2 separate regions of the Homo sapiens genome follow, and region 1 is linked to region 2. The links are chromatin loops, found by intact Hi-C in ENCODE. Cell type or tissue: CD14-positive monocyte. All regions are shown on one strand. Links, peaks and the distances in the headings refer to the core of each region. The heading gives the core; the rest is flanking DNA. Region 1 has its middle 350 kb from the start of KLF4. Region 2 overlaps LOC105376208 (a long non-coding RNA gene).

Evidence for each region. Hi-C counts contacts between places; a loop is a spot of excess contacts. Peaks named below come from ENCODE experiments on the same cell type or tissue, not always from the same donor. Only the 100,000 strongest peaks of a DNase experiment are listed, where the experiment ranks them.
Region 1: it touches region 2 in a loop (1.8-fold over the local background); 2 of 110 quality-filtered maps call a loop at or near these places.

What each region holds. Positions count from the first base shown.
Region 1 is chr9:107,837,624-107,844,926 of GRCh38, reverse strand. No RefSeq gene overlaps it. Among named protein-coding and RNA genes, the nearest start is that of KLF4, 350 kb to the right of the region's middle. In CD14-positive monocyte, for the core only: no CTCF peak of the experiment used is centred there; a DNase peak (open chromatin) is centred at 3,646; H3K4me3 peaks cover 1,004 bases; H3K27ac peaks cover 1,474 bases.
Region 2 is chr9:107,758,270-107,765,572 of GRCh38, reverse strand. The region is part of intron 2 of LOC105376208 (a long non-coding RNA gene); the gene reads right to left. It overlaps LOC105376209 (a long non-coding RNA gene), which reads left to right. Exons shown (of 3, transcript XR_930230.3): 3 at 4,284-4,684. Among named protein-coding and RNA genes, the nearest start is that of KLF4, 270 kb to the right of the region's middle. In CD14-positive monocyte, for the core only: no CTCF peak of the experiment used is centred there; a DNase peak (open chromatin) is centred at 4,512; H3K4me3 peaks cover 1,929 bases; H3K27ac peaks cover 3,943 bases.

The sequences.
Region 1 (7,303 bases), core at 1,343-6,342, 79 kb before region 2:
GTGAGCTCAAGTGAGATTTGAACTGAAAGGGGAATTCTGTGCTTTAACGGGAAACTCTATATTGTCTAGAGAACACCTTCTAAGTTGCCTGATTCTGATTCCAAGGGAGCTATTTTACAACTCTGGAAATTGTAGATAACTGATAGAGATGCAAAATAATTCTTGTTTAGGGACATGTAAATTCTGTTTTATCCACAAAGGTTTCCATTGATTCCTCTTCCACTGTAAAGGAAACTAGTTTTGTTTTCATTTGCATATTCATTTCAATATTCCTCATGTATACATGTGCTAGTTCTTCAGATTCTCCTTTGAACTGGTTATAATACCTGCCTCATTCTCTAATTAATAAGTTAAATAAAATATTTAACATGCGTTTAATTTCTACCTGTGTGAAAATCATGATGTTAGGCCAAGAATTGTAGCTCACACCTGTAATCCCAGCACTTTGGGAGGCTGAGGTGAGAGGATTGCTTGAGGCCAGGAGTTTGAGATCAGTATGGGCAACATAATGAGTCCCCATCTGTATTTTTAAATAAAAAGAAGAAGAAAAAAGAAAGTCACGATGTTCTCCTTGTTTGGAAATAATTCTTTAACAGACTGAGGTCTGACCCAGAGCCCATGATCTCTGCTCTCCTCCCCTTCATGCAGGAAGCCTTCAGTGAAAACCCACATAGTGTCGGACCCTGTGTTGGGTGATAGGGATCTTCGATGAGTCTGGCATGGTTTCTGCTACCAGACAACTCCCACACAGGAGGCATATGGGGAGGCATAATGACACAGACTGTTTGCCTGGATAAAGGGAGACAGAAGCTGGGAGCAAAGTGAGAAGTCCCCATCCCCAGTTGGGAACACAGAAGGAGTTTCCTGAGAATCAAGGTAATAATTAATATAATGAGTTAATCGCATTACAACAAATTCTAAAACTCTATTCAAAACTATTGGCCGAAATACAATTTTATGTTGAATATTACTTGAATTAAGTGAACTAAACCTTGGCAACATCTGGTTTCTTATGAGATATGTTAGTAATAATACTTGACCTGCACAGTATTTAAAATAATGCTGTATCCTATTCCAAAGAACATACTTCAGGGTTTCCAAATCCCATGGGCAGAACTGATTAGTTGCAGTTATTTAAACAATGTCAATCATCAAACAGCCATCCTCATAAAAAGGAAAATGCATGCATATATAACAATGGATCCAGAAGGCTTTTCTGGACACCAGGCAAAAGGAATGACAGCATATATTTGTCTCTCCACCAAGAAAACCCATTTTATTCATCTTTGTATTTCTTGCCCAATTCATTTGTTCATTCATTCATCCATCCATTCATTAATTCTAAAGTCTGCACCACTGGGGTCTATAGAAACTTGAGGGGATATAATGATGAAAGAAAGGTATAGTTCTTGTCCTCAAAAGGTTTACAGTCTTCTCACAGGGATGGGGTCAGGGCCCAAATATAAATACCCAGAATGCAATTCAATCGTGTTATAAATAGGTTAAATTCAAAGTGCTATGGGAATAAAGATAATAACTTATGAGATAGGAGTGGCCCATGATGAGGCAGATAAATTGTTTCTACCCAGGGGAAGACACAAGACTAGGCTAAGCTTGAAAAATCTGAAACGACAGGTCACTCCTACTTTTAGGAGTATATATGTCATTAAAAGGATAATTGTTATTAAAGACTGTCATTAAAATATAATTTTTGGAGGATTAGAAACATGACTTTTCTAAAAAGAAAAAAAAAAACAGAAGGCAGGCAGGACACACAGTGGCTCACTCCTGTAATTTCAGCACTCTGGGAAGCTAAGGCTGGTGGATCCCTTGACTCCAAGAATTCAAGACCAGCTGGGGTAACATAGTGAAACCCCATCTCTGCTTTAAGAAGCAAAACAAAACAAAACATGACTTTTCTATTTATATTAAAAACAAAACACACACACACACACACACAAACAAGTATCAAAGATTTTAATCAACTCTTCAATTAATAAGACATTAAAACCAGTTCAAATGAGAATTTAAGGAGCTAGGTATATGTGGGCAATGTAATTGTATTAGTCCGTTCTCACGCTGCTAATGAAGACATACCCGAGACTAGGTCATTTATAAAGGAAAGAGGTTTAAATGACTCACAGTTCAGCATGGTTGCAGAGGCCTCACCATCATGGCAGACTGCAAAGGAAGAGCAAAGGCACGACTTATATGGCAGCAGGCAAGACAGCATGTGCAGGGAACTGCCCTTTTTAAAACCATTGATTCACTATCATGAGAACAGTATGGGAAAAACCCACCACCATGATTCAATTACCTCCCACCAGGTCCCTTCCACGACTTGTGGGAATTATGGGAGCTACAATTCAAGATGAGATTTGACGGGGGACACAGCCAAAACATACCAGTAATTAAACAAAACTCACGGAGTTCACACTGCCTGAATTGACCTCCATGGTATTTCAACAAAGCGAGCAGTAGATTCATTGAGTTTGGGCTTTTTGGGGTCAGTTATAGCAACAGTGGTGGAACTAGCAGAATAAGCTGCTGTGCCAAATCTCACTAAGCTGCCTCCTCCCCAGAGCTTTGAGAAGACACAACCTGCATAGATGAGGAAGAGGCAGGTGTTTTTAGGAAACATAAAGACACTCGTTATGACAGACAGGAGATTGGAGGATGGGGGAGATGGGTGGAGCACTATGGAGAAGTGTATGAGTTGTGTTAAGAAGCATGCAGATTCTCAATTCTGGACTTGGATGAAAGCAAAGATACTCCCAGAGGGGTTTTAACCAGAGAGACACATGGTCAATTCTGCATATTAGCAGGACCATGTTGAGGAACAGATCAGAGCTGGAAGATTAGAATCAGAGGCTCAACGGGAGACATGAGAACAATTCAGAGCAGAATGATGAAGGATTACGTGTTTCAGAGAAATACTGAGGTAGCAGCATTCAGAGTCGGTAACCAGTTCATACAGGGAGTGAAAGAGCAGAAAAGTTGAGAATCTTGCTCGGTTTTCTAATGTGGGTGTCTGAACAAGGTGATGCCATTTAAAAAAAAAACAGGCACTGGTTTAGGGAAACGGGTTAAAGATTATGAATTTAGTTCTATGTATAGTGAGCATAACTGGGCTGAGAAATTTCAGTGAACTGGATGGGACCCAGAAGGTCCACTGGGTCTTTGTTTTCATGGTGAAACTACCTTAGAATAACTTGTTCTTGAAAGTATTTGTAGAAGCAATGCATCTGAGGATCTCACCACAACAATTCTGGCATAATTGAAGCTTCCACCACTATTCTAGTAAGTTATTTATGAATAATTGAATATCTACTGTGTGTCAGGCCTATGCTGGGATGCAGAGGTGAGCAACAAGTTCTTTGTCCTCTAAAAGCTCATAGTATCTGAGCCTGAGTTAACAAGAGTAGGTAAGAATGGGGGTTGGGTTGGGGGATGAAAGTCACAGAAAAGAAGAGCCCACCCATCTCCTGGGTAACAGGTAACCACCTTCTCCAGGGATACAAGGTCAGCAGGCCACACAGGTTATGTGCTGCCTTCATCTGATACAAGAAGTCACTCACAGGAGGAAGAGGAGAAAGTAACTAAAAATAACGTGGTTTCTGATTTGAGTATATTGCAACATTCTTTGGGTTGTTTTAAGGAACAAGTGCCTATGTTCTTTCAGGAAGAACTTGGAAATCAGCAAGCATGGGTGATTTGAGTCATTAAATGTTTGAAGCCTAATCCAGGCTTCTAGAAATCCTTCAGACACTGCTCCTACCTAAGCGGAAAACAGAACTTAATTTTCTTCTCCCCTCTCTCTTCTTCTCCTGCCCTAATTCTCTCTCTCATATTTTCTTGTCTCTCTTTCTAGAATGCAGTTGCTAAGAAATAAGTTTATTTCATCCCTTTGCTCTCCAGTCAATGGCACAATGTCACCAAAGTTGCAGGTTTAATATCAAAACTCTTTTTTGTGTGTGTGTGCCATCCAACCAGCTTCATGTTCATCTTCAGCTGCTGAACCCGTCGAAGTCTAGCCAAGCTGATAGGTCAAGTCATTATTATTATTTTTTTTTTTTTTTGAGATGGAGTCTCGCCCTGTCACCCAGGCTGGAGTGCAATGGCGCGATCTCAGCTCACTGCAACCTCCACCTCCCGGGTTCAAGTGATTCTCCTGCCTCAGTCTCCCGAGTAGCTGGGACTACAGGTGTATATCATCACGCCCAGCTAATTTTTTGTATCTTTAGTAGAGACAGGGTTTCACCATGTTGTCCAGGTTGGTCTCGAACTCCTGACCTCATGACCCGGCCACCTGAGCCTCCCAAAATGCTGGGATTACAGGCATGAGCCACTGCACCTGGCCAGTGTCTCAGCTCTTTTAGAGTCTACCCATCTTCTTCAGAAGCCCTTATTATAAGGGGATAAGACTCCCCAATTACCCATCTTTCCATCTTTCAAAAGTTGTCTTATCCATGAAGCCTCTTCCCAAATGGACCTGATCCCTCTTCCTTGAAGCTCACATAGTGCTTGACATCCATCTTTCTCTCTTTCTGCTTTTATAACGATGACCTATATGGACAGTAACCTTCACTGTTGCATTCCTAGTGCCTGGCATAGTTACAGGAACATTCTTCGGCAGATGGAGGAATTTGTCCACTATATCCTCAGTTCCTATCACAGTGCTAACTAGCAGGCTCTTAACAGCAAACAAATACATGAACGTAAACTCTTCTTTTCCCCCACAATCAACAGGTAGGAAGGATTAGATGAGTTATTACTCTATGGTTCTCCTTATTTCCCCGGACCCTTGCACTCAGCTTAGTTTACTATTTTGCACATGGTTAGTACTGGGTACACATTCCAAAAATCATTTTGGTGAGGAATTCTCAGTTTCTTTGCAACTTTTACATAAATCTAAAACTATTCCAAAATACAAATTGAGTAAGACAATTAATTTGATCTTCCTTGGGAGTTGATTTTCTACCAGTGAACCACTGGAACTCTTGGCAAGTTCTTTTTTATAGCTCTTTCCATTGAGAACTCTACCTTTCATTTAACAAATAAATTTAATTGAAAAACATTTGTATAGCACTTATTATGTACCAAGGACCATTCTGGGTCTTTTCTAAATATCTTTCATTGACTCCTCATAATAATCCTATGGCAGTAGTAACCCCTTTCTACAAATGAAGAAAGTGAGGCATACAGAAGTTAGGTAATAGTCATCAGGAGACATAAAACAGCACAAAGTCTGTTCATCACAGGCTGTAATTCCTTTTCTGGGACTTCTTTTTTCATAAGCTGAGGAATGGCTTCATTTCCATTTGGTCTGAACAAGACAGTGTATGGGATTCTGTCACTGGAGAAACCTTGAACAAGGGCAACATTGTATAGCTCAGAGAGAGAGGCTACCAGGTTTGCTTTCCCTGGACACGTCAAGGAAGAAAGAATGATCTTTCTTTCCATTCTTCTGTATATGAAACCAGCTTCATGTTCATCTTCAGCAGCTGAACCCAAGTCAAAGTCTAGCCAAGCTGACAGGTCAAGTCACTACTTTATTCTTTTTTTTTTTTTTTTTTGACGGAGTCTTGCTCTGTCACCCAGGCTGGAGTGCCGTGGCACAATCTTGGCTCACTGCAACCTCCACCTCCCGGGTTCAAGCAATTCTCCTGCCTCAGCTCCCCTAGCAGCTGGGATTACAGGCACCTGCCACCATGCCAGGCTAATTTGTGTATTTTTAGTAGAGACGGGGTTTCACCATATTGTCCAGGCTGGTCTCAAACTCCTGACCTCAGGTGATCCACCTGCCTTGGCCTCCCAAAGTGTTGGTGAGCCTCCAGGCCCAGCCATCACTACTTTATTCTTGCTGGTAAGATTGAGAGATGATTCATTTTTATACCACATATACTACATGTTTTTCTAATTTTCTGGGTTAGCTTGTCCATTCCCAGATGTTTTCACTACCTCCTCTATGCTGGCCACTCTCCCCAAACTCTGTCTCCAGGCTTCTCTTCTGAGATCCAGGCCTGCATATCCCTCTGCCTTGTACAGTGAGGGACCACCATCTCCTGGCCACTTAAGCTATCCCTGTGGTCACCCACGCTGCCTTTGTAGCCTTATCCCCTGCCCCTTCACAGACTCTCTTTCCTGTTACATCACCTCATCTGCAAGGTTCAGATGCCTCTCTTTCCAACCTGTAGCCTATGATCTTCCTTCTCTTCTTCCTGAAGTAAATTCTACACCTTGGTCCATCTGGTGGGTTTCTACTCTTTTATAGCTTATTCCAAATATCTTCTTCTCTTAGAAACCTAGGTTGCAGATAAGTTGCTTTGCTGTTGCCTGACATTGACTGTCAAGTTCACCAATTCCCAATGCCACAAGCTTACTTACAAGTCTGGTCTAAAATGAATTTGTTAGCCAAACATGGTGGCGTGTGCCTGTAGTCCCAAATACTCAGGAGGCTGAGGTGGGAGGATCACTTGAGCCCAGGAGGTCGAGGCTGCAGTGAGCCAAAATTGTGCCACTGCACTCACTCCTGGGCAACAAAGCAAGACCCTGTCTCTAAAAATAAAAATTAGGCCAGGCACAGTGGCTCACACCTGTAATCTCAGCACTTTGGGAGGCTGAGGGAGGTGAATCTCCTGAGGTCAGGCGTTTGAGACCAGCCTAGCCAAGTGATATAGCCCCATCTCTACTAAAAATACAAAAAATTAGCTGGGTATGGTGGCCGGTGCCTGTAATCCCAGCTACTTGGGAGGCTGAGGCAGGAGAATCGCTTGAACCTGGGAGGCAGAGGTTGCAGCGAGCCGAGATCACGCCACTGTACTCTAGCCTGGGCAACAGGCTAATTAATTAATTAAAATTATATTAAATTTAAAAATAAAATTAATCTTAACTTTTCTCAAGAGCTATTTTAATGGACAACTAAACTGCACAGTCTTAAATATATAATTAGATGAGTTCTGACAAACACAAACACTCATGAAGTAAATAGCTCAATCAAGAATTAGAATATTATCATCAGCCCAGAACATTCTCTCATGCCTCTTCTTCCAGTCAATCCCCACCCCACCCCATAAGTAATTATTGTTCCAGTACCTCTCACCAAAGCCTCAACTTGTTTGACCTCAATTTTATATAAATGGAATCATGCAATATTCTTTTCTTCGTTTTGGTTTGGCTTCTTTCACTCAACATGTTTTTCGAGTTTGATCCACGTTGTTTTCTATCTCGGTAGTTTCTTCTTTTTCACTGCTGAGCAGTATTCCATGGTATGAAGATACTGTATCCTGAGTTGGTTTGTCCA
Region 2 (7,303 bases), core at 1,444-6,443:
TCATTTATCCTTTTATTTCTCTCAATTTTCATTTTATATATTTTAAAGATTGATATGAGTGAATACAAATTTGTAAATGTTATGTCTTACAACTGAATTGATCTCTTTATCATTAAAAAAATTCTTCTTTATTTTTGGTAATATTTTTGGTAACATTCCCTCTGAGAACTAAACAAGACAAGAATGCCCACTCTCACCACTCCTCTTCAACATAGTACTGGAAGTCCTAGCCAGAGCAATCAGACAAAAGAAAGAGATAAAGGGCATCCAAATCGATAAAGGGGAAGTCAAATTGTCACTGTTTACTGACAATATGATCGTTTACCTTGAAAACCTTAAGGACTCCTCCAGAAAGCTCCTAGAACTGATAAAAAAAAAATTCAGCAAAGTTTCCAGATACAAGATTAATATACACACATCAGTAGCTCTTCTACACACCAACAGGGACCAAGCAGAAAATCAAATCAAGAACTCAATCTCTTTTACAATAGCTGCAAAAAATAATAAAATAAAATACTTAGGAATATATCTAACCAAGGAGTTGAAAGACCTCTACAAGGAAAACTACAAAACACTGCTGAAAGAAATCATAGATGACACGACCAAATGGAAACACATCCCATGCTCATGGATGGGCATAATCGATATTGTGAAAATGACCATACTGCCAAAAGCAATCAACAAATTCAATACAATTCCCATCAAAATACCACCATTATCTTCATAAAATTAGAAAAAAAAATTCTAAATTTCATATGGAAGCAAAAAAGAGCCTGCATAGCCAAAGCAAGACTAAGCAAAAAGAACAAATCTGGAGGCATCACACTATCTGATTTCAAACTATACTATGAGACCATAGTCACCAAAATGGTGTGGTACTGGTGTAAAAATAGACACATTGGCCAATGGAAAAGAATAGAGAACCCAGAAATAATCCCAAATGCTTACAGCTAACTGATCTTTGACAAAGCAAACAAAAACATGAATTGGGGAAAGCACACCCTTTTCAACAAATGGTGCTGGGATAACTGGCTAGCCACATGTGGGAGAATAAAACTGGATCCTTATGTCTCACCTTATACAAAAATAAATTCAAGAAGGAATAAGGACTTAAACCTAAGAGCTGAAATTGTAAAAATTCTAGAAGATAACATTGGAAAAACCCTTCTAGACATTAGCTTAGGCAAGGATTTCATAACTAAGAACCCAAAAGCAAAAGCAACAAAAACAAAGATAAATAGCTGGTACCTAATTAAACTAAAGAGCTTTTGCACAGCAAAAGGAACAGTCAGCAGAGTAAACAGATAACCCACAGAGTGGGAGAAAATCTTCACAATCTATACGTCTGACAAAGGACTAATATCCAGAATCTACAAAGAACCCAAACAAATCAGTAAGAAAAAAACAAAAAATCCCATCAAAAAGTGGACTAAGGACATGAATAGACAATTATCAAAAGAAGATACACAAATGGCCAACAAATATATGAAAAAAATGCTCAACATCACTAATGATCAGGGAAATGCAAATGAAAACCACAATGTGATACCACCTTACTCCTGCAAGAATGGCCAAACAAAAAAATCAGAAAACAATAGATGTTGGCATGGATGTGGTGAACAGGGAACACTTCTACACTGCTAGTGGAAATGCAAACTAGTATAGCCACTATGGAAAACAGTGTGGAGATTCCTTAAAGAACTAAAAGTAGAACTACCATTTGATCCAGCAATCCCACTATTGGATATCTATGCAAAGGAAAAGAAGTCATTATTCGAAAAAGATACTTGCACAAGCATGTTTATAGCAGCACAATTCACAATTGCAAAATCATGGAACCAACCCAAATGCCCATCAATCAACGAGTGGATAAAGAAACTCTGATAATGTTAATTCATTCCTTTTTATGGCTGTATACTATTCCATCATATATATATATATATGGCTGTATAGTATTCCATCATATATATATGGAAAAAGGAATGAATTAACAGCATTTGCAGTGACCTGGATGAGATTGAAGACTATTATTCTAAATCAGCAACTCAGGAATGGAAAACTAAACATTGTATGTTCTCACTGATATGTGGGATCTAAGCTATGAGAACCCAAAGGCATAAGAATGATACAATGAACTTTGAGGACTTGGGAGCAGGAGTTGGAGGGAGGTGAGGGATAAAAGGCTGCAAATATGGTTCAGTGTATACTGCTCACATTATGGGTGCACCAAAATCTCACAAATCACCACTAAAGAACTTACTCATGTACCCCAATACCACCTGTACCCCAATAACTTATGGAAAAAATAAACGATAATAAATTAAACTAAATTAATAAGAATAAATAAATAAAACTTTTAGGTTCGGAGTACATGTGCAGATTTGTTTTATAGGTAAACTATATCATGTTTAGCCTACAGATTATTTCACCACCCAGGTGATAAGCATAGTACCTCATAGGTAGTTTTTGATTTTTTTAAACCCTCTTGATATATCTAAGTAGATTACACCAACACTACAGATGAAAAAACTGAGTCACACAAAGATAAATATAGGCAAAAGTTGCATGGTAGTATCTGGCCTATCTGACTACTAAGCTTTTGCTCTTCTCCTTAACTGCCTTGCCTCTAAGACTCTAAGAAGTTTACTCAGGCCAGGTGCAGTGGCTCAGGCCTGTAATCCCAGCATTTTGGGAGGCTGAGGCGGGCAGATCACTTGAGGTTGGGGGTTTAAGACCAGCCTGGCCAAAATGATGAAACCTCATCTCTACTAAAAATACAAAAATTAGCTGGGTGTGGTGGTGCACACCTGTAGTCCCAGCTATTCAGGAGACTGAGGCACAAGAATCACTTGAACCTGGGAGTTGGAGGTTGCAATGAGCTGAGGTCACACCACTGCACTCCAGTCTGGACAACAGAGTGAGACTGTCTCAAAAAAAAAAAGAAAAAAAAGAAGAAGTTTACTCTCCAATTGCCAACATGCAATGGAGGGCTGTTAGGGGCTGGAACACCTGGTGGGATAGCACTTGCTCTCAAATTCCACTTTGTGGGTAGCTGCAGATGATACCAGCTTGTAAAGCAGGCATATCTGCAGTTTTGTAATCCTTAACGTTAACTATAATAGTCTCCCAGAAGCAGATTCCTGCACTGCTCATTTAGGAGAATCTGTATTAGTTATCTATTGCTGTATAACAAATTATCATAAAACTGGCAGGTTAAAACAATACACATTTATTTTATAGTTTCCATGGGTTAGGAGTCTGGGCATAACTTAGCTCTGCTCAGGGTCTATTATTCTAAATGAAGTAACTCAGGAATGGAAAACCAAACATTGTATGTTCAGGGTCTCACAAGTTGTCAGGCAGGCTGTGTTCTCATCTGGAGGCTCAATTGGATAAGAGTTTGTTTCCAAGATCATTTGAGTTGTTGGGAGAATGCATTTCTTTGCAGATACATGACAGAAGATGCTGTTTTTATTGGCTGTTTTCTGGAGGCCAACCACAGGTCCTAGAGACGACCCGCAGTTCCCTGCCACATGGACCTCTCCATAAGCAGGTCACCACATGGCAATTTGTTTCTTCAAAGCCAGCAGGAGAATCTCCTGCTTCAGTCCACTAAGATGGAGTCATATATAGTGCAATATGATCATGAGAGTAATAGCCCATCATTTTTGACCTACGATGGATGGATTTATTTGTATTTTTATCACCACTATCATTTACAATAATTAATATTATCATTCATCATAATCATGCTAAATTTGGTATCCTGAAATATAGTATTAAGATTCCATTTACCTTTTACATAAAAACCTTCCTTAGTTCTCAGTGCCTATGGAATAAAATCCAAGTTCTATAGCCTGCAATTCATGCCCCCCATCCCTGTTATATTCCTGGCCTCATCTTTGCCCAATCCTGGCTCTTTCCCAATGATGCCAAACACTTTCGTCTCCTTTCCTCCTTTCAGCACAGGTAGCCTCTCTGCCTGGCCTGAACTTTGCTTTCCTCTTGGTCAAGTTGGTGTACATATCTTTGCAAACTTATTGGGAAAATGACCTTTACTCTCCCGGAGCCTGCTCAGCCTCTCCCCTCTCTGGGCTCCATAGCTCTGGGAATGTGCATCTTTATACTGCCAGTCACACCATATTATATAATTGCATCAAGCAGTGAGTTTCAGTTCATCTCTAAATTCCAAGACTTGGTACAGATTAGGTCTCAACAAATCATGCTGAATAAATACACAATTAATTTAATTAACAGCAACTTTTCTTTTATGTCCTCTTCAGGTTTGCAAAGTATATTAAGCTGATGTGGGCAAGTTTGGAGTGAGGACGTTCAGCAAAAGACAGAGGGAACCAGCTGGATGACCCTAGCAGGCCTGGAACAGTTTGGAACCGGACGTCCTCTTCTTGTAGACTGACAGGCTCCGGAAAGAAGCCACAGCTTCTCCGTGGAGCCCTGGGCTCAGCACTTCCCGTATTCACTACTGCTATTCTCAGTAGTCCTCTTCCCCAAAGTCTGCTTCCATATTTTCAGGTCTTTGAATGTTGCAGCCAAACCACTGCTCTAGTTCTGAAAGCAGAACCAAAACACACCCCAGGCACCGTTCCCTCACCGACTTCCTATTCCTAGGGCTCCAATCCCAGCCTCCTACCCCTTCATCCTCTCCCTGCTCCCTTACCCTAGAAGCCACACCCACGTTTTGCGCCCTGGCCTTGCACACTGCCAGCCTCCTGCATGCTCTGAGTTTTCCTCTGGGATTCCTCTTCCAGCCAGGCTTCCTGAGACCCCTGTGGGTCTCAGGAACCCTGCTCCTCCCCGCTCTCCTCCTTGCTGAACCACTTCCCCATTTGAATCGTTAATCTCCTCCTCCCTTTATTCTGGGGGAAGCCTGTTCCAAAAGCCAGTGGTGACTTTCTTGGGTTAAAGGCCAGGATTAAAAATAAGTAGGAGTTACCATTTCTGGCCCCATAGTTCCTCAGGCAGGAAGGAGCCACCAAGGCAGCATGGCCTGACCCAGCACAGAGACTGCCGAAAATGACCAGGCCAGCCAGTCCCCCAGGAAAACAGGTCAGGAAAAGCCAAGGCCCACCAAAGGGGTCCAAGAATGAGTTTCGTTTTGTATGAAATGTAGGGAATATTCAATATGCCCATTTTAGAGGCGATTTCTCTCCATTGTGATTCTAGTTAAAATCCACAACCAGAATTCACAGAAGCAGTACTGGGTGAGGGAAAGATATGAAAAAGCTTGGATTTGAATCCCAGCCGTGTAACCCAGGACAAGGTGTGCAAAACCCTGAGAAGCCAAATTTCTCCTATAAAACGAGAAGGAGAAAGCCCTCTACTTGGGATGATTGAGAATCAAATGAGACAATATTTAGTAACTAGCACAGCACAGAATCCGTGGAAGTCTCGCCAAACAAAGCTAATTACCTTCTCCTCTAAAAGTGTTGTTGTTGCCTTCAGTGGAGGCCCCTGGGAGGTTGTCAGGCTGTAGCACTGCCCTACCTGGAATGCATTTAGTACCTGTACCTGCAGGGCACTGTCGTCACTGCCTCATGGGCCTCGCGGCAGGCCTGCCACCACTCCAGCTACCAGTCCAGCCAGGGTGGTGATAAATGGCCCTGAGCCAGCATCCTCAGCAACTTCAGGAGCTGCTGGGAAGAGGTGGCTTTGATGTCAAGCCAAGGGAAGACGTGTTACAATTATCTAAATTATTCAAGGCCCCCACAAATTTCAGAGAGCTGTAGGTTGCTTGCAGATGATTGTAAATTCCCTGCCTACCACTTCTTTATCACACCAACTAGGCTTTCAGTTCCCTGTCAAGTCCCTCTGTCTTACACCTCAGTGCCTTTGTATGTACCAGAGTCTCTGCTTAGAATTCTTTTTGCTCCCCTGTCACTGCCCAGAACATCCCCCCTCACACTTCAGGTCTCAGCCCCATGGTCCCTGTTTCAGGAAGCCGTCCCTGATGGTTCTTCCCCAGTGTTCTTTACATGTGGCATTTTTGAGTCTGCTATAATCACTCATTTATGTGCCTGGGTCCCCAACAAAATTGAAACTTCTTCGTGGGTAGATACTGACCTTTGCTCACATTCATGCCCGGTGTTCACACAATGCCTGCCACAGAGAGGTTCCCGATACATGTTCATTGAAACTCACTTCTACAACTGTGTGGTAGTAGAAATAACCAAAGCTCGAAAAACTAAAATACCCCCTTTTGAATTCAGGCTGTATCACCAAATAGCTGTGACATTGGTTTGAATTCCTTAGACTCTCTGCCCATCAGTTTTCAGTTGGTAAAATGGAACTATGAAACCAGTCTCAGAGAATGGTTTTGAGAAAACACACACATGCCCCAGTGGGGCCACCTCTGCACAGCTAGGGAGAAATGGAGAGTGGAGCCATTTCACTGACACTCCAGGTCAAACAAGATTACTCATCACCACCTTGGGTGTTGACCTTGATGTCTTACTCTCAGCCTTCTTCCATAATCCAGGCCTGGGACTCAGGAGGGAGTCCAGGAAACAGGAGGCTTCCTGGCCTTTAGTTCAAGGGCAGAAAACAGGAGGACTCTTGGCCAAGGGCAGAGCCCTTCACACAGATCTCAGCCAGATCTTACCTCCCTGGATAGCATCCACAATGACGCTGAAAGGGGAACTTCCAATGGATGCTCTCTTAGGCAAGAATGGACACAGTACCTGGCTCCAAGATGCAGATTCTGGCTGCCATGTTGAAAAACAGGACAGCTGGAAATCTCAAAACAGGACTTGTTTTCCCAAAGCATAAACCTGCATTTCAAGCCAGGACTCTTTTCCTGTCCTTAAGAAGAATGGCGCCATGAGTTGGATATTAGTTACCATAGGTTGGGTTATACTCCAGTAACAGAGAACCACCAATAATCTCAGTGGCTTAAAATCACAAAGGTGTCTTGCTCACAGATTGGTTTTATGGACCTGCAGAGTCCCCAGGACCACCAACCTCCATAGGGGATAGCTCAGAGAGGCAACTTCACATCAGCATGAGTTTCCCCAACAGCCTGGCCAAGGAAGAGCAGGCACCAGAGCCATTAGCCATCACATGCTCCACCTGGACGTCAATGTGGTATCAACTTTGTGTCTGTTTATCCTCTAGAGTATAAGTGCCTTCAGAAATATAGCCATCCTTCTTATTTTCAGTGCTGTGTACCTCTTTATATGTTTATAATTCATTTACACCTCAACTAGAACTCTGAGTTGTACCCACAATAATCCGTGCCAGGTTCTGGGCTGGGTGATGGGGACACAACTATTAACAGAAACAAGCC